Linked DNA regions of Homo sapiens: all the other regions are linked to region 1. A link is a loop called in an ENCODE intact Hi-C map of the cell type or tissue named here. Cell type or tissue: endothelial cell of umbilical vein. All regions are shown on one strand. Region 1 has its middle 81 kb from the start of HAO1. Region 2 has its middle 61 kb from the start of BMP2. Region 3 has its middle 140 kb from the start of FERMT1. Region 4 has its middle 4.1 kb from the start of MIR8062. Region 5 has its middle 28 kb from the start of MIR8062. Region 6 has its middle 140 kb from the start of LINC01428. Region 7 has its middle 56 kb from the start of FERMT1.

Region 1 (4,000 bases):
CATAGCTTCCTACAGCCTTGAACTACTGGGCTCTGGCAATCCTCCTGCTTCAGCATCCCAAGCAGCAGCTGGGACTACAAACATCAGCCACCAGGGCTGGAAAAATTGTATTTTTTGTAGAGATGGGGTCTCACTTTGTTCCCGAGGCTGGTCTCAAACTCCTGGCCTCAAGCGAATCTCCTGTCTTGGTTTCTTAAAGTGGTGAGATTATAGGCATGAGCCACTGTGCCTAGCCTTACTCTGTATAACAAATTTTGATTCTTAAAATATTCATAATGTAACCAACTATTCATATTGGACTAAAAACTTACCAATTAAGTTTCCATTATTTAAAAATATAGGATATTTGAGGCAGGAGTCACTATTCATTTTATTTTCTATATTTCCTTTTTTTTTTTTAGAACAAATTCACTTATATAAACAAATAGTGTATGAGGGTAGAATATACTTTTAATTCCATGCTTTTGAAAAATGTATTCCGGACTACAGACCATTTTAAACATTTTTTTTGATATCATCTACATACAGCAAAATTTACTCTTTCTGTTGTACAGCTCTGAGAATTTTTTCTGTGATCACACCTAAAGGAATTATAAATGCTCATACACAATTTTATATTGTTCTGTTTTGTTTCTTGAGACAGGGTTTCTCTCTGTTGCTCAGGCTGAAGTGCAGTGGTACGATTACAGCTCACTGCAGCCTTGGCCTTCTGGGCTCAAGTGATCCTCCAATCTCAGTGCCCCAAGTAGCTGGGACTACTGGTGCACACCACCACTTTCTATTTCTTAATTTTTTGTACAGATGGGGTCTTGCTATGTTTCCCAGGCTGGTCTCAAACTCTTGGGCTCAAATCCTCCTGCCTCAGCCTCTCAAAGTGCTGGGGTTACAAGTGTGAGCCACCACAGTTGGCCCAGAGTTTTTTTAAAAACATAAATTTTCCTCACTTTTGCGTAAATACCTAGAAGTAGGATTGCTGTGTCATATAGTAAATGTATATTTAGCTATATAAAGAAATTGTCAGACTTTTGTAAAGTGGTTGTGCCATTTTTTTTTATTATACTTTAAGTTCTGGGATACATGTGAAGAATGTGCAGGTTTGTTACACAGGTATACACGTATGATGGTGGTTTGCTTCACCCATCAACCCGTCATGTACATTAGGTATTTCTCTTAATGCTCTCCCTCCCCTAACCCGCCACCCCCCGACAGGCCCCAGTGTGTGATGTTTCCCGCCCTGTGTTCATGAGTTCTCATTGTTCAGCCCCTACTTATGAGTGAGAACATGAAGTGTTTGGTTTCCTGTTCTTGTGTTAGTTTGCTGAGAATGATGGTTTCCGTGCCCGGCTAAGGTTCTATAGTTTTTACTTGGGTTTATAATACATATTGAATTTTTATACAAGGTGTATAAAAATTTCACACAAGATGTGAACTATGAGTTGAGGTTACATAGTTTTTGCAAAATTGTTTCAACAAAGTTTGTTGTAAAGATTATCATTTCCCTATTGAATTGCCTTTGTACAAAGGTAGAAAAATAACAGACTCAACGTATGGGTCTATATCTGCACTCTCTAATCAGTTCCTTTGATATATGATGATTAATTTCTCAAATTCTACAGCAGGATAGCTCTTTTTTAAACCTCAAAAATGTGAAAATAATTTTCCTTATAAATAGGAGACCTGAGAGCCTTTTGTATCCTTGGCGAATTCAGCTAAACTTTCTGGGCTCTGTTTCTTTATCTGTGGAATGTGGAATTGCATTAACGGAAATCTGAAGTCCTGTTTTTTCTTTCTTTTCCTCTTCCCTTCTTTTCACTTTCCTCTTCCCCTCTTTTCACTTTCCTCTTCCCCTCTTTTCACTTTCCTCTTCCCCTCTTTTCACTTTCCTCTTCCCCTCTTTTCACTTTCCTCTTCCCCCCAGCCTTCTCAGCCCTTCTCATCCTTTCTCTCTACCTTCTTCCCCCACCCCCATATTCTTTCTCTGTCTGGTCAGTAGATGGTGCTGTGCTGCAAGACATGTATTTGCTGGTTTCTTAAAACTTTTAAATATCACATTATGTCATCTGTTAATTCTACGCCTTATGACTACACTTTGAGAGCTGATCCTTAAATTGTTAATGGAACAACGATGTTCACACCCCTCCCTCTTTGAGAAGCTAAACCCCAGGCATGAGTTGGCTACTTAAACTAGGTACACTTTTTCACTGGAAACTTTGTCAAGAGATAAAGGCCTTTGATTAAGAGGAAATATTTTTTAAAAGCAATAGTGGGTAGTGACCCTGAAAACCCCAAATGTCCTTCAGCCCCATGTGTGACATTTGAGTTGGTGTGTGTTTACCCAAGGGCAAAAAATGGATGGCCATGAAGGACATAGGATAGGAAGCCCCTTTGCTCAAAATAAAATCCCAAGGTTAATTTGTTTGTGAATCACAGAGCCAGCTGTCTGTCCTGGCCCAGTATGACTTTTGTGGTGACAGCTGTTTCTACCAAGATTTGACGAGTGGGAATGAGGGCAGAGCTGGTGGTTGCGAGATGGGATGGAAGTGGGAGATGGATTGCAAGTATGGACTCTGGTTTCTTTAAAAAGGAAACCCATGGGTTTTTACATATTCTCAATTGAACTTGTAGTTCCTTTAGTTGCGCATAATGCTTTTACTTCCCGGGAGAGAAGAGGTGGGTGTGCATGGTTAGTTGTTTCTTCATGTCCCCTTAGGTTACAGTTTAATGATGGGTGTTTCATTTTCCAAAAGTTTAGCAAACTGTGAAGGTTTCCATAAAGGGCACTATATTTGCTTGCAAAAATCCAGTCTTTATTCCTCTGGCCCCAAAACCCTGAGGTACTGTGGACTCAAGTTTCTTAGAGCCTGATTGTTAAAATACCAAATGAAAGGCACTTCTTGGGGTTTATGGCATCATCCTGGTATTTCCATGTATAAATAATAATAATGTTCATTTGATAGTGCTTTATGGTTTCGAAAAGTAATTTTACCAACATATGCAATTATGCCTTTGCTTAGAAAGTAGATATTTGAATTAGGGCATTGGAGGTCAAAGCCAGAGAAGATCAGTGAGGAAGAAACACGTAGGTTACTGATGACTTCTATCCTCATTTAGGTCTCCAATTGGGTGTTTCAAATTAACACAATTGAGCTTCTACATCCATCCCCTAGCCACTCAATTTCCTATCTCCTCCATCTGGATACATGAAAATACCATCCTTTTATTTGCTCAGCCCCCAAGCTTTGGAGTTGTCTTTGATTCTCCTCTTTCTTATTCTACACCTGAGCTACAAGCAAAACCTGTTGGAATTACCTTTAAAATACAGTGTATTCAGAATCCGAAAACTTCTCACCACCTCCATTGGTACACCCTGGTCTGATCCACTATCATCACTTACATGAATTAGGACAAAAGTTTTCTAATAGATTCCCCTGCATCAGCCCCTGTCCACACTTTAATTTAGGCACAGCAGCAATAGAAATGCTGTTAATAGGTAAATTGGACCTTGTCAAGTCTTGGCCCAGAACCCTTTAAAGGCTTTTCGTCTCACATTGAGGAAGTGCAAAGACATTACAGTGGCCTACGCAGTCCTGTGTGATGTGACCTCTTCTATACTTTGGGATCCTATTTCCTATCACTGACCCTCTCTTACTCACTCCTGTTCTCCTGACTCCTTCTCAGATGTTCCAGGGGTGCTCCTCTCTTAGGATCTATTTACTTGTTCTTTATCTTTGAATGCTCCTCCCCCAAATATGATTCTCACTCTCATATCCTTCAGATCTTGAATCAATGTCACCTTCTTACTGTGGCCTTCCCTGGCTGCTTAACTTAAAATTGGACCCTCTCTCACATTTTCTGATCCTTTCCTAGCTTAATTTTTTCTTCAGCACTTATTACAAACATAATCTGCACTTAATTTGTCTTGCTTAACTTTCTGGAATATAAATTTCATGTGGGCAGGGATTCTTGTCTATTTTATTCATTACTCTACTTCCAAAGCCCA
Region 2 (4,000 bases), 1.0 Mb after region 1:
TGGGGACAGGTTCGAACTGTAAAATGTGTGGGCCAGGTAGACTTAATTAAGAAGGCAGCATTTGAACAAAGATGGAAAGATGGTAAGAAATTCTATCGTCTGCATATTTGGAGAACGAGCAGTCCAGGAAGAGCACATAGGCAATGCAAAGACCCTAGTGTATTCAAGACATAACAAGAAAGCTAGTTTCTTAGTTTGAATGAATAAAAGGAGAACAGGAGGAAACAAGGTCAGAAGTAAAGGGGTCAGATGATATAGGGCCCTGGAGATGGTGGTAGGATATTGGCTTTTCTCTGAAATAGATGGGTGAAGAGCCTGACTATCAGGCTGGAAATCAGCACATGAATAAGCGATAATCATTTAGTTATTATTATTATTATCATCAAATATTCTATAGGGTCTCCAAGGCGGGATCATTACCCTACTTAACATAAGTAAGTGGAAATGAAATTTTTGTGACTTGCCCGAATTTGAAATGTCAGCTATCGGCAAAACCAAAGTCATAGCCTGATTTCTTATAATGCGCTTTCTTTAGGTGGTAATATAAATAGTTTCCCATCTTCTCAATAATATGACAAGTCGTTTGTCTTAGAGTATGTGTGAAGTGAGAACAGGCCTCATGGATGGCTGGAGTGGCATCTCAGGAAACTGCAAGCAATTCAGATTCCAAGTGGGATGGGAGGCACTAGGTTTCCATAAAATGCTCATACACTTGCTTTCAGAGAAACATGAAGGGATAATTTTCACAGTTCCCCCACTAAGGCTGTGCCTGTAAGCATATCCTCCCACTTGTGGATTTATTTGCCTTGGTGCACTGTGATGTCTGAGGCCTAACTGAATTGTCTGTAAGGTAGTTCTGTACTCAGAGTAGACTACAGGGGGAGCTCATCCTACTAATTTATGGCTTGTCTCATGCACAACCTGCAAAGGATGTTCTTCTAAGGGTCTACATCCCTATGGAGCAGATGTTTCCTCAAGAACACTCACTCCCAGCTGAGCTTTCCTCAAATAACCTTGCTCCTTGGACCTGAAAGACAGCTCTAGTCCCTCATTGTACATGTGACAAGCCCAAGCATGCCTGCTCTGCCATATAGTATCTATCATGATGCTAGTCCTGAAATTACACAAAGGCAATTACAGGGGGACAATGTCTCATCTCTGAGATGGAATCTGCAAAGATATAGGACTCCTCCCCAACCAGGTGGCAGTCAATGCCAGTGAATCCGACTACAGCAGCTGCCAGCTTAACAAAAAAACAAACAAACAAACAAACAAAGAAAAAAAAAGAAAAAAAAAACAGTGATATCTCTCTTTCTTTCATATTGGCAAACAACCCCTGTCATCTCCTCCTAGCTTTCTGATAGCCCACTTAATGGGTCAAATTAGTTGGCTCTTGCTAAGTCTTCTAGTAAAAAATTATTCTTTGCCACTTGTTTTCAGAGTTGCTTTAAGAGGCCCATAGGGGCAGGCAAGTCAGAAAATGAGAACTCTTTAACAAACAAGGGCAAACCTCCCTGTCCCTGATGTAGAGGAAAAGACCTACAGGCTATTAAAAGGACCTCCCTCTGATTAATAAGAGTATTGACCTCTGGTCTAAATCAATTTTTGTGGAAGAAAGAAAATGGACTCTTGGAGAGGTAGGACAGAGTGGTAAAGCACTTAAAAAAAAATAAATAGCAGTCATTTCCCTTCTGCATACACTGTGTACACTGGCATGCTACCCTTCCTAGTGATCTGCAGAGATTCTGACCTGGGGTTTTCCATTCTATTGCACTCGCTGTTGCCACCTGCTGGTGACATATCATGATTGACATACATACATAGTTGGGGGAGGAATTTTTATGGGAAGCACAAATTGCAAACTTAAGGCCACATCAATAGTCTTTATTCCCTGGGGACTCAGTCTTTCTGGAGATGGGAAAATATGTGTCCAGAAAGCAAAAGAAGAGGATGCTACTTATACTTTCCCTTCAAGAAGTTCAATATGTTTCAGTCCTATTATTCCACCAACACAAGAGATTCCTTTACTATCTTTCTATGGGGCAAGTTGGGCATGTATCCTCGTGACCACTACAGATGTGCTATCTTAATCGTGTATGTTGAAGACTAAATGTTTTCAGTGTAATAGAACTTGACCTCAAATAGAAGATTGCTTTTAGTTTCCCTTAAGCAAACACGGAAGGCAAAAGAGAAACCCCCCTGCCTGTTTCAAGGTGCCTGGAGCTGAGAGGTTGCAGCACATCCCATCATTTATGAAAGAGCTCTCAGAAGTATACAGCCCTACGTTCCCAGAAAACCTCAAGGTAAGCAAGTTGTTTGAAGTAAAGCAAGTCTATTTTTTAAAGGCCCATGTCGAGCTGTAATTTGCTGAGGAATAAGAAATGAAAATACGTTTCCTTAGATTTCTCCACACTCATAAATAGCCAATACCATAGTGCATGTTTCCTTGGAAATTCAGACACATTCAAAGCCACGGTGCATAGCTATACATGTTTAACTTGTAAATTTATTGTGATAGAATAGGAAGGTTTAAAATGAAAATACACCAAGTATCAGGAAGTTCAAGAGTTAAAGTCCCCACAGCAACCTTAACACACACTCTCAGTGTATAAATGTCACATCATAAAGAAGTTTAAGAAATTTTCTTCAGTAGTAATGTCCAGTATTGAATATTCCCAGTATGGACAACTTAACACCTATATGTATTCCCATTATGTGTTCTAATTTTTAAAGGGAATTGTGTTTTAATGTAGATATTCATATTTCATTCATTCATTTCATTCATTCATGCCCTGGGTCTTGTCTCTTCTCAATAAATTTTATTTAGGTTATCCCATCCAGTTCCACAGCTTTAAATGCTACCTATATTTGAGATATTCTCTCTCTCTCTCTTTTTTTATTTTAGAAGCAGAGTCTGACTTTGTAGCCCAGGGTAGAGTGTAGTGGTGCGATCACAGCTCACTGCAGCCCCGAACTTCCGGGCTGAAGCAATTCTTCCACCTCAGCCTCCCTAGTAATTAGGACAACAAGCAGTTGCCACCACACCTATTTATTTTTATTTTTATTTTTTGTAGAGACAGGGTGTTGCAATACTTTCCAGGCTGGCCTTGAACTCCTAGCCTCAAGCAATCTGCCTCACTTGGATGCCAAAAGTGCTACGATTACAGGCATGAGCCTCTACACCTGGCCCTAGTGATTATTAAATCCATTTCTCCATTCCTAATTTATCCCCATAATTTTGGAATCATAGCCAATTGCCAACTGTCATCTCTATTGAAAAAAGGGTCTACTTCTGGGGCCACTTGTGTAGCTGTTGGCAGGCCTCCATTTCTTGCTGGCTGTTGATCCTTGCCACACAGGCCTCTCCTTAAGGTAGCTCAAAACTTAGGAGCTTGTTTCTTTCAGAGCAAGAGATCCAAGAAAGAGAGAGACCAAGATGGAAGTCATAGCCTTTATAACCTAGTCTCAGAAGCAGCAGACCATCACTTCTGCTGTACTCTATTGGTTACATTGAGACTAACCCTGGTAAAATGCAGAAGACTTCCAAAGGGTGTAAATACCAAAAGGAGAGAATCACTGAGGGCAAATATGGAAGTTAGCTATCATAGAATCATAGCTCCAGTCTTCACCCTCTATTGCCTGGATACCTGAAATTGCCTTCTATTCCATCTTTCTGCTTCTCTCCTTGCCATCTATTAACCACTCAGCAGCCAGAACTATCTTTTTTAAAACATAAATTATTCTTGTACTTAAAACCTACAATGGCTCCCCATTGCACTTAAAATAAGATCCAATCTCTTAATCTGGTTCCTGCCCAGCTGTCAACCTCATGTTCCCTCACTGCCAACACTGTGGGTATACTTCTGTTCCTCCAGCAAACCAGATTGTGTTCATTTTCCTTTGAAAGATTTAGGTCACAGCTTAAATATGAAGTCTAGAAGAACGAGCCCAAACTATCCCCTCAAAAGTATTCACTCAGCCACTACCATACCCAATTGTC
Region 3 (4,000 bases), 1.6 Mb after region 1:
CTCAGCCTCCCGAGCAGCTGGAACTACAGGCATGCACCATCATGCCTGCCTAATTTTGTATTTTTAGTAGAGACAGGGTTTCTCCAAATTGGTCAGGCTGTCAGGCATCTCTTACAAAAAAGGACAACCACCAGTTAGTTCTTTGCATTAGCCAAGGACAAGGCAAAAGGAAGAAGTTTGCAGGTACAGCACGAAACATTCCGGCTACAGAGAAGGAAGAACTGAGTAACAGGAGTGGTTGAAAGACTCTAGCTGGGGTTGCTTAAGATTGTCTAGCATTTCCTTTCTTGAGATTCAGGCACATTTGTTCATTCACAAAGTACCTACCAGCCTTTGCTTAGGCATTCACAATTCCCTCTTAGATTTGAAATGGAATACCAGATCTTTTTATCTCATACTACTTCTAAGCTAGTAGACAGTTGTGATGGATAAAGATTATAGATGAGTTAAAACAACAGCAAAATGTCCTCCCAGCTCCAATTCTTACTTATGAGTGGAAGGTTTAGCCAAGTCTATTAAGTCCATTTACATCTCAAATTAGATGTTACCACCCCACAGCAGCCTTCCTTGTGGCACACCAAAAGTGGGTTTCCCACCACACCCCAAGTAAACTCTATCTCAGCCCACTTACTGATTTCCTTCCTATCACTTGCCAGAATTTGCACTTTTTCACTTGTTTATTTACTTATTTTGTTTGCTGTTGTCTGAATTAGAATGTTAGAACCGTAAGAGAAAGAAATATGTGTGTTCTTATCATACTTGTGTGTATTCCCAGCACCCAGAGTCGTGTCCAGGGTATGGCAGCTGCTCAGCAGTTGAAGAATCCATGAACCTTTCTCAGCCTTTTTTTTTGCCTGTAAATCAGAGGTTTGCTGTGAGGACTGAATGAAAAAGGAAGGGCTTCTATAGCAGCCAGATCTATTCCAGCCAGCTCTGCAGTCAGGAGGCATCTTGGCTGCTGTTCTTCTAACTGGAAGTCATCATCAACAGGAGTGTCTAGAAGAGCCAAAGGCAGAGAAATCGATGTCTGCAGCCTTCATCCATCAAGTCCTAGCAATGGCTCCCTTTTTGTCTTTTTTCTAGCTTTATGTCATAATTTGCTGTCCCCAGGAGAGGATGGGACAAACAAGTAGGAGGGAGAGGCTTAGTAACAGGGTCAGGGGTGGTAAACCTCTTCTACTGCAGCCACGTGTGGCCCTCCCTTAACACTTAACATCCAGGGCAATGGTGTGCCTTAAGATATTCTTCAGCATTTCTCTGAGGGGCTTCTCTGAGATCAGATCATAACAATGAGACCTGTGGTAGTTAATTTTAGATGTCAACTTGACTAGGCTATGGTACCCAGTTGTTTGGTCAAACACAAGTCTAGATATCACTGTGAAGGTATCTCTCTTTCCCTCTCTCTCCATATATATGGGCTAGTATGTATATATATATATATATATATATATACATATATATATATATATATATATATACACACACACATATATTATTTCTTTGTGGGGCTTGAGACCAGATTATAGCAACGAGATCCATGATAGTTAATTTTAGATGTCAGCTTGGCTTGGCTATGGTACCCCATTGTTTAGTCAAAAAATAGTCTAGATGTTCTATTTTTTAAATGGTTCTGCTTTTCTGGAGAACCCTGAAACAAGATCATTGAAGCATTTCTCAAAATTTGTGATTTTTACATGGAGAGAATCTACATTTTTCACAGAGATTAAAAGCCATTTCATAATTCTTTCTTAGGAAAATGGTCAAAAACACCAGGCTATATGAGAGGAACGGTCCTCAGGAGCGATCTGTTGTAAGCGCCTTCTGGCCTCCTCAGAATCACTTAACCTAGGCTACCCCTCTGTGATTCAGAGAAAATTGAAACCACAGTTTAGAGCCTCAAAAAAGTTCATCGAGTGGGGAAATGAAGAGCTCCTCAGAGTTCTGACGCAAATGGAAAAGATTTTTTTCCACCCCCGGCTACCCCTCTGGGCCCTTTCACCACCTGGGAAAAAAAGTGGCACATGATTGAACAGCGTAAGTGTCTCTCCCTCCCTCTTGAATTCCATTTTTTAAAAATCTCTTTTCTAAAAATACAGGGAATTCTATGAATCTTTTTTCTGCTTCTGAAATATTTTCTACAGAATCTAGTACTTGCAAAGCGGTGATTATGAATGACTAAACAGTCTTGCATATATTTCTGGAATACTTGGAAATGCCTCTGTTATTTTTGGAAATGTGTGCTTGTTCAGGTTATTCCGGCAATGGGCAGCTACTGCAAACATTCTTTCGTGATAAAAAGCCTGTAGCTCCACCTACTGCTTCCTCAAAGATGACAACAGGGATTTCAGTGCTAAAAAATGAAAACTAAGATCCTCTTAAACAGTTTCATTTTCAAATTAAAGCTTATATATTTAGTTGCTTTCAGTAAAAATAATATGTCTCTACCACTGGCAAAAGATATATAGCCCATACATTAGGCATCACTAGCAAAAAGGGGGAAATAAAAGCAGTCAAGGAATGAATTGAGTATTTTGAAACATCTATCAATGTCTTTGCCAATATCTGCTGAAAAGCAAGCGAGATCAGAGAAATCTTTGGAGAATACACAACTTTGTGGAAAGAATTGACTTTAAAACATAAGCAAAATAATCACAAACATGAGGCCTGATGGTATCAGTGAATCTTATTTTGCCTGGATTTGAAGAAAATGGTGAAATGGGAGCTGTAGGCAAGAAAGAAGCAAACGAATCCAAGTCTTTAAATGTTCTTTTTAAAATGGTCCAATTCTCAACTTCCTTGTCTTTTCTCATGGCTCACTCACAGAGGATCTGGTCCAACAAACAATTTTTACTGAAATTAATTCTTTTGTTTTGACTATTTCCATTGCTACCAAACCTCCAAATCAACGCCCCTCCATTACAGCAAACTTTCCTTTCTAATTTCTAGAACCTCAATCACAATAGATTATGCTATTCTGTAAGATCAAGAAGTGCCAACAAAGAAACTTTTTTCTATTCTTTTATTCTTCCTATGAGTCTAAAATGCTTTTCAGATAAAATCTAGTTTCTTTCTACCACAGCTAATAAAATAAAACAATACCTTTCTCCTATTCGCAATTTTAAACTGTGAGGCATAGCTGACCTACAACAGAAAACTGGGAAGAACACTGAGAGCTACAACATCAGTGTTGTCCAGGGGTACAGTCTGTTTGTTGCTAAGTCTAAGGGGATTTTTTTTTTCTGCTTTCATTAATCAGACTTAACTGTTTAAAAGTATAAAGCTTTGGTTTCACAGTACTGCAACAACATATTGTAATTATATCACATCGAAATATTTTGCACCTTTAAATATTGAGAAAGGTTTTTTTCTTTTGTACAACTTTTTAATTTGATTTATTTTTAACCCTCCAGAGAAGTTGCCAGAATCAGACCAACACCTCCAAGGTACTTTTTATCCACGTCCAAATTGGGGCTAACTGAAATTGTTTCCCATTTGTTTTCTCCTTTCTCTCTAAAAGGAATTTTTTGCAACCCATTTGAGAATAAGTGGTAGACATCATGCTCCTTTACTCCTAAATATGTCAGCGTATATTTCTTAAGAGGAAGATGTTTTCTTACGTAACCATAGCACAATTATTAAAATATAGATTTAACATTGGTATAATTCTACTCTTTAACCCACAGTCCACATTCAAAGTTTACCTATTATCCCAACAATGTCCTTCAGAGCTATATTTTTTTATCCTACTCCAGGATCCAATCCAGACTCACACTTTCCATTTCATTATCATACATTTTCGGTCTCCTTTATTTTGGAGTAGTTCTTCAGCCTTCCTTTGTTTTCCATGACCTTGACATTTTTTTAGAGATTCTTTCATAGAATCTCCCCTATTTGGGGTTATGCATCCTTTGGTACAATTATCACAGAAATGATGTGTTCTTCTCAGCATATCACATCAAGAGAGATAAGAGATGCTGGCAACGATAACTTGGATCACTTG
Region 4 (4,000 bases), 480 kb after region 1:
ACATTAGGTCAAACATTCTGGGCCCTTATGTAAGGATGCCCCTGAATGAGATTAACATTTGAATAGGTAGACTGAGTAAAGCAGATTGACATCTCTAATGTGGGTGGAACTCTTCCAGTTAGTCGAAGGGGCCCTAATGGAACAAAAAAGTTAATCCTCTTGCAAATAAGAGGGAATTTCTGTTTTAGTGCTGGGACATTAGATTTTTTTCCTGCTTTCAGACTCATATTGAGACATATTTTCTTTCTGGGTCTTGAGCCCACCAGCATTTTGGACTGGAAATATACCATAAGCTCTCTTTGGTTCCCAGTTTGCCAACTGCAGATTGTCAGCCTCCGTAATCAAATAAGTCAATTTCTTATAATGAATATCTATCTATCTATTTATCTATAAATATATAATGAGTGTGTGTCTGTACATAGACACACACACATATATATGCATCAAGAGATTCAGTCTACCCATTCAAATGTTAATTTCATTCAGTAGCACCTTCATAGACATGTCCAGAATGTTTGACCTACATGCATAGAGAGATTAATTATAAGAAATTGTGTACACAGACACAAACACACATCTTATCAGTTCTATTTCTCTGGAAAAACCTAATACAGATTTCAGAATTATTTTTTATTTTGAATTAAGTGAAGTTCAGTTCCTTAGTTGGGATTTGCAGAAAAAAACTGTATAAGTTGAGAAGCATTTAGGGCTTTTTATTCTGGAATTTAAACAAGCTGATTTGAGCAGTGATTTCGTACCTCCACATGTCCTGGAATTTGAGATTGAAATTCAATGCTGCATTTGGTTTACCTGTGAAGCCTAAATCCTAATCACATTTCAATAATAGAGATGAAAATCTGGGTGGGGAAACATCATCCAACAACTGCACACAGTGTGCCAACTTTGTGTTAGATTCTGAAAGGTGCATAATGAGGAAAAGTGACCTCATGGAACACTGTACCTAGTGGGAAAGGAAGACCTTCTCCACATAAGTGCACAAGTAAATTCATAACCACAAATGTGGATACTATTTCAAGGGATTTAGTGAATTACCTGAGAGTATTTGTGATAGAGGCTTAATTGCCTCTAAATTATCAGAGAAAGCTTGTTGAGGAGGTGACAGGTAAAGTAAAATCTGAAGGACGTGGAAGAAGTGACCAAGTGAAAGGTGGAAGGAAGATTATCCTAGAACAAGAGAAAGCTTGTGGAAAGACCCTAGGGCAAAGATAGAGGGACAGAAAAAGTCATTAAGGCAACGCAACAATGGTAACTGGATATTTAATTATCAGAACAACTATTTCAGAAAGTCTATTTATTGTTGCATCTTCAATTTGCATAATTATGAATACTTATATATAAATATATTTGTATGTGTATATATAAAATAACATATACGTAAACGTTATACAAGTGTTTGAATAAAAGTTGTATGGTTTATACAATTGCTCAGCTGTTTATTCATAGATATAGTTGTAATTATTTATACACATATTTGTAAACACCAAGAAAAACCACCCTTCCTGTTTTAAATATCTTTACTGGCAATACCTGAAAATACCACCAGATGGTGATGTTTCTCCTAAAAGAATGATACTTCCTATTTTTTTTTTTTTTTTTTAAAAAAACGATATTAATTAATTCAAAATTTAATGGTGTCCTTGTCTGCTAATTCTAACATCCGAGGGAGTTTAGGATTCATTGGGAAGGATTGATTGACTCCATCATAATGAATTGTATCTTTCTGTTCTTTGCATGCCTGTAAATTGTTGGTTTAATACCAGATATTGTAAAGTTTTGCTTCCTGGGTGCTGAATATTCTTTTATTTATATTAATATGCTTGAATTTTGTTTAGGAATACAGCTGAATTACTTATTCAATAGTAATAGTTTTATCTTCCTGAGTCTTGTTTTTGAAATGTGTTAGGTGGCATGAGCACACTCAGTCTGGATCTGATTGTTTCCCATTACTAAGGCAAGATCTTTCTGTGCACTCTACACAGCGCCCCTTGAATCTTGAGGTTTTGTAACTAACCTAGCTGATGGGAATGGGCACTATTTCCAATCTCTTGTGAATCCAGTTAGACAGGACAGTGGCAATTTTTTCAGGTGGTTCTTTCCTCAGTCTCAGGTAGTTTCCTCATATACACAAACAAATCAAATACACAAGGGAACCCTCCGCAGACCTCCAGAGTCCTCGCTCTCTACATTTCTCTCCTCTCTGGTACTCTGCCCTGCCAACTTCAGCTACGTTGTTCTCTGCAGACTCTCAAATCTATTATCAATAAGGAATTTCTTGAGATTTTCCTAGGTACCCAAGGCAGCCATCTGGGGTAAATGAAACACTCATCTCATTTGACTTCCATCGCTCAGCAATCACTCGCCCTTCTTGCCTCATGTCCAGTGTCTGGCAAAATTTGTTTCATATGTTTTGTGTTTTTCAGTTGTTCTTCCTTGGCCAGAAGTAGAAGTCACTTTCTTGCTTTTTAACCAAAGATTTCAGATAACTTTTTTTTGGTGGGGGGAGTGTGTGTAATTTTAATTTTTTTTTTTTTTTTTTTTTTTTTTTTTGAGACAGAGTCTTACTCTGTCACCCAAGCTGGAGTGCAGTACCACCATCATAGCTCATTGAGGCCTGGAACTCCTGGGCTCAAGCAATCCTCCTGCCTCAGTCTCCTAAGTAGCAGGAACATATAGGTGCATGCCACTGTGCTCGGCTAATGTTTTGTTTTGTTTTGTAGAGACAGGGTCTCACTATGTTGCTCAAGCTGGTCTTGAACTCCTGGGCTCAAGTAATTCTCCTGTCCCAGCCTCCCAAACTGTTGGGGTTGCAGGTGTGAGGCACCACACCTGGAGTCTGTTATATTATTCTTAATATTGACTCATTCAAAATACACTGTGCAATTGCTCTGAACAACAATAATGCTAGGCTAGGGATATCAATGTGATCCTGTAACTGAACAAATTAAACACACAAATGTTTAGATACAGAAATAAGAAGGTAGATTTTTTTTGCTTGCAATTCACAATCATGTGCCTCATAACAACATTTAGGTCAATGATGGACTTCATATACAATGATGATCCCATGAGATTATAAGACAGTATTTTTACTGAACATTACCTATGTTTAGATATGCTTAGATACACAAATACTTACCATTGTGTTACAGTTGCCTACAGTATTCAGTACAGAAACATGCTATACACGTTTATGGCTTAGGAGCAAGAGACTATACCATATAGCCTAGAAGTACATCTAGATTTGTGTAAGTACACTTTAGGATGTTCATACAAGGGCAAAAATTACCCAACTGCACATTCCTCAGGAGGTATTATCCCCCTCATTTAGCAACAAATGACTGTAGTTTTGTTTTATTGGATTTTTCTAAATGATTATTAAAAAAACAGAATATTTTATGAAGACAAAGGTAATGACACTAAAGTGAAGGCTTCTTTAGAAGACAGGTCAAGTCACACAATTCTTTAGTTTAGAAGGTTGAAGTGGAAATATTGAGTGTTACAGACCAGAACTTCTCAACCTTTAACATATATATAAATCATGATCTTGTCAAAATGCACATTTTGGTTGCAGAGGACTTGGATGAGGCCTGAGATGCTGCATTTGTAATAAACTCTCAAAGGATACAGGTGCTCCTAAGTGATGTACTGAATTCGGCAAATAAGAGTCATCTGTGGCCTGGCACAGTGGTTCATTCCTATAGTCCCAGTACTTTGGTAGGCCAAGGGGGTGGATCATTTGAGTTCAGGAGTTCAAGATCATCCTGGCCAACATGGTGAAACCCCGTCTCTACTAAAAATACAAAAATTAGCCGGGCGCAGTGGTGCGCGCCTGTAATCCCAGCTACTTAGGAGGCTGAGGCAGGAGAATTGCTTAAGCCTGGGAGGCAGAGGTTGCAGTAAGCACCATTGCACTCCAGTCTGGGCAACAGATTGAGACCATGTCTCAAAAAAAAAAAAAAAAAGCCATGAAACAGTATGC
Region 5 (4,000 bases), 460 kb after region 1:
CCTCATTAACATTTCATGTGAAGATATGTGTGAGGGAGAAGGAAAAGGAGGAAAAGAGGAAGAGAGAGAGGTTGAGATTTCTGGAAAATATTTACTTAATTTTGAAATGAAATATAGATGGTGGGATTTGGATTATTCATTTCTTCTTCATAAGTTTATTAATTGCTTCCATTTTTTATAATGACCATTGCCTCATTTTTACAGAAACAATAGTCATTCTTAAAAATAATGAAAAATGTGTACCCTCCCTAGTAATAAAGCCATTACAAATTTAACAACTACCTGATATTATTTCACACTTTACATATTTGCTACTTGCCAAAAATAAGTGAAGAAATATCTGAAATTGGCAAGGTTTTAAAAACCTGGTACAATGATACAATGATATATTGCAAGTGGCAGCATAAATCATTATAATTTTATAATAGAAAATAAAACCTGGCAAAATTTCTGGAGTAGCAAACAGATATTTATATCCTCATATCCATAAGTTCATTTCCTAGAATTTATTCCACGGGAAATTACAGTAAATCAAAAATCTTCTCCATGAATGATAGTTGTTATAACAAAGCATTTGAAACAACTTTCTTTGGCTAATAAAATTAGGGAATACAAACTTAATGGGGCACTTTGCTATGATTAAAACAGGAAACCTGTGAATAAGGAAAGAATTGATAGTTCCTGGGCACTTAATTTGTACCTAGAGAGCTCAGGTGACTTTGCAAACCCTCTTATCTCCCAAAATTCATGGGTTCTACAACATTAAAATACCATTATGGGGGAATGAGTTCTAACTCATCCATAGTTCCCTGGCATGCTAGTAAATGGCAGTTTTAGAATCAAATCACATTCTAACTCCAAATTATAAACTCTTTCCACTAAAGAGTTTTTCTTACCCATAGAATTCATTTTACAAATAGATTTTTAAGTGGAATTATCTTAGTTCCAAATCAAATAGATGACAATGGCTGCCTCCACTCCACTCCATCCACTGGCTTCAACGAATCTTAGAGTACCACAAACACTATTTTAAAGATCACTACACTACGTCTTATTACATCTGAACAACGTTAAAAGGGGTTTGCTTTAATATGAAGTTTAAAATGATAGTAAAATAAAATACTGGCAGTTGCAATTCTTTCAATTGAGTAGAAATACATATAAAGACACATAGGCATGTATATCAAAACATACGTGTGTTTAAATAAGAATGGAAGCTATTTCCTGGTGGTATATTAAGCTAAGCCATGGGATCCTAGGCTGATATCTTTCATTATGTTATTCATTATCACTGATGAAGTGGTCCTCAGAACTTCATTAAACCTGCATAGATCCACTTATGTTTGTCCCAATTCAGACTTAGTTATTCATAAAATATCATTAAAGTTGTTCGCTGTATGAATGTGGGTGTTACAGCAGTGTGGGAGATATGAGAAGACTCATATATAAAATGTTTGAGATCAAAATATCTTCCTCAACATACTGTTTGGGACAGGCAGTGTGAGTTACTAACAACTTCTCCCTCCTCCTACCTTCTTGCCCATGAGAAAACTTCTACTTCTGTCATCCCTTCCCTTCATTCTACCCTAGTAAAAGCTAAAGATAATAGACACTTGCTTTCCCCACCTCCTTTGCGGACATTGTGTGAACATGTGATCACTCTTGGCCAATGAGACATGAGAAGAGAAATCTGGTGGCTCAGGGAAAAGTGCTGTCTCTGTCAAGAGGATGAGATGTGTGAAGTGTATTCTTATCTCCCTTTCTGCATGTGGAAGTTCTTTCCGTGTGGAGTGAGGCTTAAACTTACGGCAGCCATTTGACAACTGGGGAAAAGGCCAAGAGTTACAGGAAAGCTGACAAGTGTCTTCCTACAGAGTTTTCTGTGTGCAGTAAAAATAACCTTCTATTGTGAAGCTCCTTTGTACTATGGTATTCTGTTATTTGCTGCTGAAAGCATCCTAATGAAAATTGGTGAAATCTATCAGAGGTCTGAAATTCTCAACTAGAATGTATCAATTAGAAAGTATCGAGGACACCTTTTTTTGCTAATATAAATTTAATTTAGCTACTCCCAATGTGGGCTTTTTATGGTCATAAAAAATTTGCGGTAATTTCCTTCTTTTTATAATGCTTATCTCATAAGTCATGAATTTTATCTGAAGTGTGATTGTTTCCGATTATTGTGCCTTCCTCCTGATTTTCACAAGTGAAGCTGCTGTTTTCAGACTTCCTGAAAAACATGCTGGCAGTTTTCCAAGGAGCATGGCTATTAGGTCCCCAAAAGATGAAAAATTAATTCTTTCCTTTCCCTTTGCTTTCCCTCTCAGTTCGTTCTGCGCTAAGGCGGGTATTTTGAAACATACCTCAAATACTGCTGTTGTAAATCTCCTCATGTCCCACTGCAAGAATCAAATAAAATATGTGGAAAAGTGCTTTAAATGTAAGAAGACATTCTCCAAGGTGGGGGAGCTGATATTATTACTGTTGTTATATCTAAACAACATTGCCCCCATGTTAACAATGAAAAACTAAGAATGGGCAAATGATGGTACAGTCTGCCTAAATTATTTTCATAAATGAAAATAAATTTGTCCCTAAAATTGAGATAGTCTTGGTTATGACTGTAGCCTTGGGTAACATGGTCATAATAAACCCCAAATTTTGTTTTTGGTTAACAAACACTTATACAACAGTGGTTTAACCATAGCTGTATTTCAGGCACTGTTTAACATACTTAAAAGTAATAACTCTTTTAATTCTTATTATAACTTTTGAGGGAGGAACTTTTATTATTCCCATTTTAATGATAAGGAAACTGAGGCATAAATGGTTTAAGTAACTTGCCAAAGCCACACAGCTGGTAAGTGGCAGAATTGGAATGAATATAATTTTACTTTACAAAGAAAAATAAATGTATGAAGTTATTTACTAAATGTGAGAAAGTGTGAATAGGTTCACCACATGTTTCATTTTGCTTTATAGGAAAGTCTGAAAGGAAGAAAAAAAGGAGAAAAAAATCTAGTTGAAATTGTTTTATTTACCTTTTTATTTTATTTTCTTTATTTTTATTTTTATTTTATTTTAAGGGGTATAATAAGCATATTTTTCTGGAAATAACTGTACTTCATTAATGTGCACATACTGTGAAAGGGAAATTTTAAATAAAAATATCACACTATGAAAGACTCAACACTTTCTCCTCAATAAGCAGAACTGAATGCACTTACAGCAGGAATGTATTCAGCTTTCTTTTCATTTTTTTGCCTCATATGGTTAATTGCAAAACAGAGCACAAATGCTTTCTCTTCCTGAATCTATGCGTTTTTTTTTTCAATGAGACTTTGCAGTTCATCCCATCAAGGAGTGGAGTTTATTTCTTTATTTTTTAATCTAGATTTAGTCATGTGATATAGTGTTGGCCAGTGGGACATTAGAAAATCTGATGTAAGCAGAGGCTGGAAATGTGCTTGAATACTGGAGCTGCTTTTCTCTTCCAACTCTGAGGAACTCTGACTACCACCACAAAAATGAGCATCAGCTAGTCTGCTAGACAATGAGCCATATATGGTCCAGTTACTGCCTTGTCCCTATAGCCAGCTATCCAACCACAAAGCATATAAATGAAACCTTCAGCCACCAACTGACAACAAACAAATGGATACACTCTAACAACACCTTATGGAGCAGAGATAAGCAATCCTACATAAGCCCAGCCCAAAGTGCCAACTTACAGTATGTCTCAGTCTGTTCTGGCTGCTGTAACAAAAATATTATAGATTGGGTGGATTAATCAACAAATATTTATTTATCACAGTTCTGTAGGCTACAAAGTCTAAGGTCACAGTGACAGCAGATTTCTTGTCTGGTGAGGACCCATTTCCTGGTCCATAGACAATTGTCTTCTCATTGTCTGGGTACTCACATGGTGGGAGGGGTGAGTGACCTCTCTGAGATCTCTTTTATAAGGGCACTAATTCTATCTGGGAGGGCTCCACTCTTA
Region 6 (4,000 bases), 750 kb after region 1:
AGTCAAATGGACTCCTCTGTAGCAGTTCCAGAGCAAAAAAAATGGGATGAAAAGTTGAAACATTTGACTTTCAAGAGGTTTGGGCATAATATGGAAATTCCATCCACAACTCCTCTATTTACCATTCTTGGTTATAAACTAAATTTCGTCTTTTTCTGAGATTTAAGATTCCTTGTCTATGCTTGGTGTGGCCTATTTACTTTGACAACCTTGCAACAAAATCATTACTATATCAACTTTTCAGCTACTGAGGAAAAAGCCAAAAAAAAAAAAAAACTTATAAACTGTTGTACGAATGTAGCCTTGTGAATGTGGGAAGTGTGAAATACAACTTTTTGACAGCTGTAAAATTGTCCCATAATGAAAATAGGGGGACCTATAATTTAGTTTTATATTTTTCACATTAACAATAGCACGAGTAGCTAAAAATATAGTTTAAGTCATCCAAGTAGTACTTCTCAATATTATGTCTGGGTTAAAAAAATTCAGGTTTGTGTTTGGCTAGGTTAATATAAACAACCATATAATAATTTCGTTTCACAGCCCATCCCGTATTTACAACACAAATGCAGACAGAGTTTATGAAGTCAGACTTCTCTAGAAAACCATCTGAATAATACAAGAGCCATAATTCAACAAAATACCAAAGAATGTATTATTTCTGGTACTCTCAACTGTTCTCTAAACAATATGGTTAGGTGTAGAACAAGGTTTTTATTTTTCTCTAATTGATCTGTATGTATATTTGAAATTTTATGGAACTATAAATAGATAAAGAAAAGTGAACAGCTCAATTGATTTTCACAAACTGAACACTTCCATGTATCCTGTTCCCAGGTTAAAAAAAAAAAAAAAAAGCAACAGGAATATCCCAAGAAGCCTCTTTGGAATCCCTTCAATTTACTACTCCACTCCCCACAACCAAAGCTTCAAAGGTAAATCTCTCACACGTTGATTAGTTTCACTCAATTCTGAATGTTTTATGAATTGAATAAAGGGTAGTGGATTCTAACAATCAACTCACATGTTTAAGTATATTTCCAACTCCAGGACAGAAAATTCCATGGTAATATTCCAATGTTAAAATGATGCAATTTAAATATGCAAAACATAGCCTACAACTTTGATCGGAATAAAAGTCATGACCATGGAGTATGTATTTATGCAAGAAATCTTGGATCGCCTTCTGTCCCAGACAAGATCCTAAGTTATACATAATTGTTGAAGGGATAATAATAATAAATGATTATTGATCTTCCCTGCGTTAGACATGATTCTAAGTATTGATGGGATATATCATTTAATTGTTAAAATAACACTATCTGCTTGGACTCTGTTTCACAGAGAAAACAAACAGGAGGTAACTTACCCAAGACCACTCAGCTAGGATGTGGTGGAGGGAAATGTGGCTTCAAAGTCTGCACATTTAATTTCTAAACCAAAACTTTTTCCATAATATAGGTATCTCTTTACCTTCCCACAGGCAATGCTTCTAATGCAACCACTGAAGAAGAACAAGACTCATAACTTGTGAACACACCTGTTAAGATAATTAAGCAGACGCTGAATGCCCTTTTGTCTCTGTGAAAGTATGGAACTCTAAGAAAGTGGAGCAAACAAACTGGTGTCAACTGTGGAAGGCTTAAAGCTTTCGTCCCTGGAACCTCTATTTAATAGAGTGGAGCAGTCTTATGAGGAAGAGTTAGGTGATAGAGAAAATCATATTAAAGCTAGGAATAAATAAAACTGCACATATTCACATATTTGTAGATCAGTTCTCAGTTACAGGAGATTCTCCCGCAGGGGATATTTCACAGTGTCTGGAGACTTCTGTGTGGTCCCAACGGCGGGGGAGGGTGGATGAAGTAGAGTGGTGATGAGGGAATGGTTGTGTGCCATCTAGTGGGGAGAGGCCAGGGATGTGGTAAACATCCTGCAATGCACAGGACAGCCTCCCATAGCAAAGAAGTATTCAGTCTCGAAATCAGTCGTGCCGAGGTTGAAAACTCCTGAGCTAGACAATGGCTTGGAATTGAAGTCTTCCTACGTTTCTGAATTTTATCCTATGCGGAATAGTGGAACAAGGAGGAAATTTACAGCGAAACAGGCCTGAGTGTGGGCCTAGTGTGTGTCATTGCTGTAGATGAGACTGATGACCACGTTGGACCACCTGCTTTTATGGGGAAAAGACGACAAGCAAGACTCACCTCACGAAGGCATCTAATATAGGGCAGGACCTGTCACTATCCTAGGTGCTGAGAACTTTTCTTATAAGTCTGGATTATAGGATCCTAATTTCTTAAAGAATGAATGGCTAGTGGATAGTAGTTTGTTTTTTTTTTTTTTTTTGACATTTTAGCAGTTTGAAATAAAAATACAAGACAGTTTCCCAAATGAAGTTTAACTTAGCAGAAAAACAATTTAGTTATCAGAATAATTTTTATGCTAAGCACTCTGGTTGGGTGGTAGAAAATATGTTAATCAGATTCCTACTTCGTAGGCAAAGTAATTCGGAAGCATCAACTAAATGCTGTTGTCTCCCCAGAGTTTCCCAAACCTTCGAATACATTAAAATCTCTGTGGGTTTTGGTGAAGGGCAGGTCCTGATTCTGCAAGTCTGGTGCAGGACCTGAGATTCTGGCATTTCTGACAAGCTTCCAGGGTGTATCTCTGCTGCCACTGGTCCTGGGTTTCCCTTTACGTGGTGAACCTCTGAGCTATACAGAATTGTTAAAGCACAGAAAAATAAATGACAATGCTCTTTGAAATACACACGGAAGCTGTAACAATAGTCATTTAGTTTACATAACAGTCGAATACAATAAATAAATGCTAGGCTCCCTCTGGGTAATAAAGCTCAACTTCCTAGACTTATTCCGAAACAATTAAGAAAACAGGTTGAAGATCTTTTAGTTGCAGTGGGGAGATTGAAAAGGATAAAGGCAGATATTAAATCCAAGATTTCTTAGATAGAGCCTGATCATCAGCTTAGGGCTCTGTACTCCTCTGAAGCAAACTGGGCCTAGGATTGCAATGCAGTTTTTGTGAAGTAGTTGAACTTAAGGGATCTCATCATTACTTAAAGCCTCAGACAAGAGGAAGCCCAGAGCTCTATAATGAAAACATTCTGTGGCTGCTGAGGCCCCTAAACTCTGCAAGGAATAGATTACTGTCAGGGGATGTGTCAAAGAGTTTATGTTTAGGGCAATGGAATTACTGTACTTAATAAAGTCTCAAAGGGCTAGCGGTTGACTCTTAAAATTACTGGGGAGACTTTAAAGCTTCATAAGGAAGAAAGGATGGAATGTTAAAAGGACAGAGGCCTATGTAAACCTGGTTAACGTTTTATCACCTGCTGAAACTCTAAACAGGGTCCACAGACAGTCCTCAGAGATCTGCAGATTCCTCCAGCTGGCACATGCGCACACATAGGTTTCTAAGAACTGAATTCATACATTTCATTAGGGTATCAGGATGGTCAGGATAGATCTGCATGTCTCCAGCTTTCTCCTCCTTTTGTAAGTTCTGTGGTTCTAGCTAATGACAACTAACTAATCAAACCATTCCAACTCCTACTGCTCTCCCGCTCCTGGAACATGTTAACTACCAAATTTCCATTCTCACTGCAAATATCTCCAGGATTCTGCGCCATGGCTTGTAAATTCTCTAAATATTAAGCATGTCAGACCACTCTGAGGCACCCCTATCCATGCTCCTCCAGAATCTTGGACTTTGTAACGCCACTTGCTCAGTAAGTGTAGATAAGTGGAAGGATAAAGCCATCATGGATTGGCAAGTTTCACAAGAATGACACGATATGGACACTGACATGTCCTCTCATCTTCCATCCTTAAACTCTTGTTACTGCACCTAAGAAAAACAGACTTTTCCTATTTGAAACAAACTTTATATACAAGAGGTGGAAGTATTTTATTGAGAACTTGAATTAAAAATGATATTTAACTATAAAAACATTAAACATTTTTTGTCTCTTCTCACA
Region 7 (4,000 bases), 1.7 Mb after region 1:
TACAACTTTCACTATTTTACATAACTAAAGTGGAGCAGCTGCAGGATCAGTTAATTCAAGGCTCAATCACATCATAACCCTCAAAGTCTGAGATTATCCTGGATTTCCCTCATAGTCACAAAATGGCTGCTGAAGCTCTGCTAACACATTCCCACTTGGCAATATCCAGAGATAGGAATATAAGCATATCTTTTTCTCTGCTCCCCTTTTAAGATCAAAGAAAACATGTCCAGATGCTCTCCAGCTGACTTCTTTTCAGTGCTATTGACAAGAATTGGGTCACATTCTATTCTTAAATCACTCACTAGAAATGAGAATAAAACTATCACTATTGGCTTGAATTTAACAAGATTCACCCTTGGGGACCAGAATGGACTGAAGCCCATAGCCACCTGATACATGAATAAAGTGTGTTCTCTTAAAAAAAGAGGAAGTGGCAACTGCTGATAGGCAACAAACACATTATGTAAAGAAAAGAGGACTATTTGCACTACCAAGTGAAAAGAGGTGCCGTCTCGGGTAAGGTTTCTGGAAGCAGTCTGAGACATGATCTATTGCAGGTGGGCTCTCAGGGAAAGGGGAGTGGGAAAAGCAGGATGGAGTAGGAATCGTGTTACGCAAGTAGGAGGTAGTCTCAGCTGGACTTTACTTTCAGCCTGATTTCATGGGGAACCTTGGAGTGTGCGTAATATCACAAAATTGTTTCTACCTTTGGGCAAAGGACCAACATTTTGTATCCCATTTTCAGTCTGTCATTGTCTGAATTGCTGGATGCCCCAATTTTGGTTTCTGCCCAAAAAAAAAAGATGAAGTAACTTCCTTCAATGGGGGACAATTCTCTGGAGAAAGAAGCAACTATGTGTCACTAGGCATCAACTTGTACATATGAGGATGTGTGCCCCAGTCCAGTAGAAGGGATCTGGGTGGAGCACTAACAGTATCTGCCATAGATTTTCTCACTGAAAATAGACCTGAGGACTGAAAAACTTAACCGGCTTCTAGAATGGCACTCTCCTCAAGATGCTTGGCACACTGAGCCATTCTGGTCTCTCCTGTAGCAGGACAATTACAGAAAGTGTGGTCAACCCAGGCCACTGAGCAAAATATCTGTGTTTCCTCTGAAGGAGCCCAAATCTACTACTATGTTCTAAGGTCCAGCAGTTAGCTCCCATGGTGCAGCCTGAGTTTCAGATACAGCTTCTAGAGCGTTTACCGGACATGGAACCCAAGATGAAAAGCATCACATATTCATACCTGCCCTGCTGCATTCTCTGGAAGGTGCTGCAAGCCACACAGTCAAGCTAACAAGCTCCTGAAACTGCTGGTTCTGACAGAGCCTTGTGGGTCTGAGTGGTCTCATCCTTGGGACAAAAGCAACTGAACTTGGAATGTTGCTTGCTTTTATCCAGTGGTGTCAGGCTGAAGTGAGGTCAAGATGCATCTCCCAGAACCTGTGGCCCAGTCTGAGACCCATGGTGTTTCACTCAATCCACACACTTTTAACAAACTTTCCACTGCCAGCAATCTGATAGGAAAAGGTTAAGCAAGTCTGCCGCTTTCAGATTTCACTCCAGATTTCCTCTGGGTTGAAGAGGGCCAAGTTACAATAATTCCTCCTTTTCACTAGAAATGGAAAGAGTTTAGAGAATACCGAGACAATGAACAAGTCTTTCCAAATAATCTATTTTTAAAATTGCAGGCAGAATTGCAATGTACAGATTAATTTCCTCCTAAAATATAGATGGAGTTTGAAAATAGGAAGAAAGGAAGCCTAAACAAATCAATTTTGGCAGAAGTTAAAACATTCGAAAACAACTTGAATATTCTAGCTGCCCTCTAGCAGGAAATGGAAAAAATGTGAAAGCCTACTAACAATTAATATTAGAGAAGTCAGTGCTTCTAATAAGAATACACACACACACACACTATATATATATATATATATATATATATATATATATATATATATATATATATATAGAGAGAGAGAGAGAGAGAGAGAGAGAGAGAGAGAGAGAGAGTGTCTTGTATTTTATTTTCCTGCATTTGTGTCCTATCCCTTTTATATATAGTAAGCTTTTTTCCAGGAAGGTTTGATTCAGGCTCACTTTCATATACCCACTTCTACCCCTGTGTCTTGCACACAGAAGGCACTCAATCAGTATTTGTTGAATTTATGAGTAAATAAAACAGCAGAAATTTAGTTAAACCATTTTATGATCTGCTACCATCATCATTAATAGCACAACTTATCACTTACCCAACTTTAAAAAAAATTGGAACAAGTCCTCTTAACACTTTAGCACCTTATGTATAAATGACTTGCCAAAAACAAACTGAACTGCAAAGCCTTTAAAAGCAAAATCTGTTCCCTAATGCACTTCAATATCCGCAAATAATTCTGAGGGTAGAGAAATTCGTTGCATAAGGATGCCCTCTGCTGGAAAACACTTTTCCATGAAGCACAAAGGACGAACTTGCTTCATGGGTTCACCTACACTTCACATTTCCTTACCAAAGGAGAAAAAGGCCCACAGAGCCTAAATCTGAAACCCTAATGTGTCAAAAGGCTTGTAAACACTGAGGAGTAATCTTAGAATGCCATTGTTCTCATTTTAGGTAGAGTCATTTCAAAGTAAGGCACAAGAAGAAAGAAATCTTAAAAGATAAACTTCAGAAAGGTGTTCAGGTCCTAGCACTCAGAACATTTCATATGTGCTCAATTTTATCCCATCAATCCTGCCTTTTGAGACTGTTTTTCAGGATTTGTTTAGGATCAGAAGCACTAAGTCCAGTCTCTTGGTTGAATTTCATCTACAGAAATTATATCCTGATATTTTTCCTTATATTTCAGGAGATTGCTCACCTTCTGGCCCAATCTGATCTTAGTAATGCTAAAAGCAGACTAATTATTGACTTTTAAAATCTAGATAGCCCCTTTATTTCTTGTTCTCCCTCTCTTCTCCATCCTCCTTCTGTGTCTCTGTATTCTAGTTGGTTGTTTTATGTCCCATAAATTAATGTTTCTAGGAAGCCTCCTTTGGGGAAGCTGTTCATCTTTTACTGTTCTGCAAGGACACTGAGAAATTCTCTCCTATTAGACTTTGACATCAGTAGCATATGAAGGGTTAAAACCAACAGCCCAGCAGCCATAGCACTAACCAAAAGAGTAGGGGGCAGGAACCACAGGAAGTGCTGACATGGACGTGTCAGAAGTGGCTGGAATGGATAATTTCTTACTTGGAAACAAGTTCTGAGGTTCAGTTAAAACTCTCATTTTCACCTTTGCAATTTGGATTGGAGCAAATAACTGAAGAATAGTCAGCTAGTCTTTAGGATGGGAATAGTGCCTCAGGAGTACCCTTCTAGGAAAAAAGAGGGTCTGTAATGCAAGAACTCAAGTGCCCTTTTTCCCATCTCTCTCATCTCCTATCCTTCGGAACCTTCCTCCTGAGGATGCTCTGACTCTAGCCCACCCACCAATCCCCCTCAGCCCAGTTCCTTGGGAAAGTAAACCCCAGAGTTGCTTGCAAATCTCACAGAGAAGGTGTTCAAATTTTAGTTTAGCTAAGCTGGTGTGATGGTTAACACTGAGTGTCAACTTGATTGGATTGAAGGATGAAAAGTATTGATCCTGGGTGTGTCTGTGAGGGTGTTGCCAAAGGAGATTAACATTTGAGTCAGTGGGCTGGGAAAAGCAGATCCACCCTTAATCTGGGTAGGCACCATCTAATCAGCTGCCAGCATAGCTAGAATATAAAGCAAGCAGAAAAACATGAAAAGACTAGACTGGCCAAGCCTCCCAGCCTACATCTTTCTCTCGTGCTGGATGCTTCCTGCCCTCAAATATTGGACTCCAAGTTCTTCAGTTTTGGGACTCAGACTGACGCTCCTTGCTTCTCAGCTTATAGATGGCCTATTGTGGGACCTTGTGATTGTGCGAGTTAATTCTTAATAAACTCCCCTTCATATATATATATTTCATTAGTTCTGTCCCTCT

What was found. Peaks named below come from ENCODE experiments on the same cell type or tissue, not always from the same donor. Only the 100,000 strongest peaks of a DNase experiment are listed, where the experiment ranks them.
Region 2: a loop joins it to region 1, with 20 times the contacts of the local background. A loop is called at or near these places in 51 of 110 quality-filtered maps.
Region 3: it touches region 1 in a loop (13-fold over the local background); 3 of 110 quality-filtered maps call a loop at or near these places.
Region 4: a loop joins it to region 1, with 6 times the contacts of the local background. A loop is called at or near these places in 6 of 110 quality-filtered maps.
Region 5: a loop joins it to region 1, with 5 times the contacts of the local background. A loop is called at or near these places in 2 of 110 quality-filtered maps.
Region 6: a loop joins it to region 1, with 8 times the contacts of the local background. A loop is called at or near these places in 18 of 110 quality-filtered maps.
Region 7: it touches region 1 in a loop (20-fold over the local background); 4 of 110 quality-filtered maps call a loop at or near these places.

The regions. Positions count from the first base shown.
Region 1 is chr20:7,857,514-7,861,513 of GRCh38, reverse strand. No RefSeq gene overlaps it. Among named protein-coding and RNA genes, the nearest start is that of HAO1, 81 kb to the left of the region's middle. RefSeq lists an enhancer at 3,912-4,000. In endothelial cell of umbilical vein, a CTCF peak has its summit at 2,011 (motif pointing right); a DNase peak (open chromatin) is centred at 2,063; H3K27ac peaks cover 811 bases.
Region 2 is chr20:6,826,781-6,830,780 of GRCh38, reverse strand. No RefSeq gene overlaps it. Among named protein-coding and RNA genes, the nearest start is that of BMP2, 61 kb to the right of the region's middle. In endothelial cell of umbilical vein, a CTCF peak has its summit at 1,796 (motif pointing left); a DNase peak (open chromatin) is centred at 1,770.
Region 3 is chr20:6,263,689-6,267,688 of GRCh38, reverse strand. No RefSeq gene overlaps it. Among named protein-coding and RNA genes, the nearest start is that of FERMT1, 140 kb to the right of the region's middle. In endothelial cell of umbilical vein, a CTCF peak has its summit at 2,302 (motif pointing left); a DNase peak (open chromatin) is centred at 2,268; H3K27ac peaks cover 361 bases; H3K27me3 peaks cover 160 bases.
Region 4 is chr20:7,373,682-7,377,681 of GRCh38, reverse strand. No RefSeq gene overlaps it. Among named protein-coding and RNA genes, the nearest start is that of MIR8062, 4.1 kb to the right of the region's middle. In endothelial cell of umbilical vein, a CTCF peak has its summit at 1,549 (motif pointing right); no DNase peak of the experiment used is centred here.
Region 5 is chr20:7,397,515-7,401,514 of GRCh38, reverse strand. No RefSeq gene overlaps it. Among named protein-coding and RNA genes, the nearest start is that of MIR8062, 28 kb to the right of the region's middle. In endothelial cell of umbilical vein, no CTCF peak of the experiment used is centred here; DNase peaks (open chromatin) are centred at 1,834 and 2,204; H3K27ac peaks cover 620 bases.
Region 6 is chr20:7,111,935-7,115,934 of GRCh38, reverse strand. No RefSeq gene overlaps it. Among named protein-coding and RNA genes, the nearest start is that of LINC01428, 140 kb to the left of the region's middle. In endothelial cell of umbilical vein, a CTCF peak has its summit at 1,916 (motif pointing left); a DNase peak (open chromatin) is centred at 1,884.
Region 7 is chr20:6,177,164-6,181,163 of GRCh38, reverse strand. No RefSeq gene overlaps it. Among named protein-coding and RNA genes, the nearest start is that of FERMT1, 56 kb to the right of the region's middle. In endothelial cell of umbilical vein, a CTCF peak has its summit at 2,449 (motif pointing left); a DNase peak (open chromatin) is centred at 2,413; H3K27me3 peaks cover 211 bases.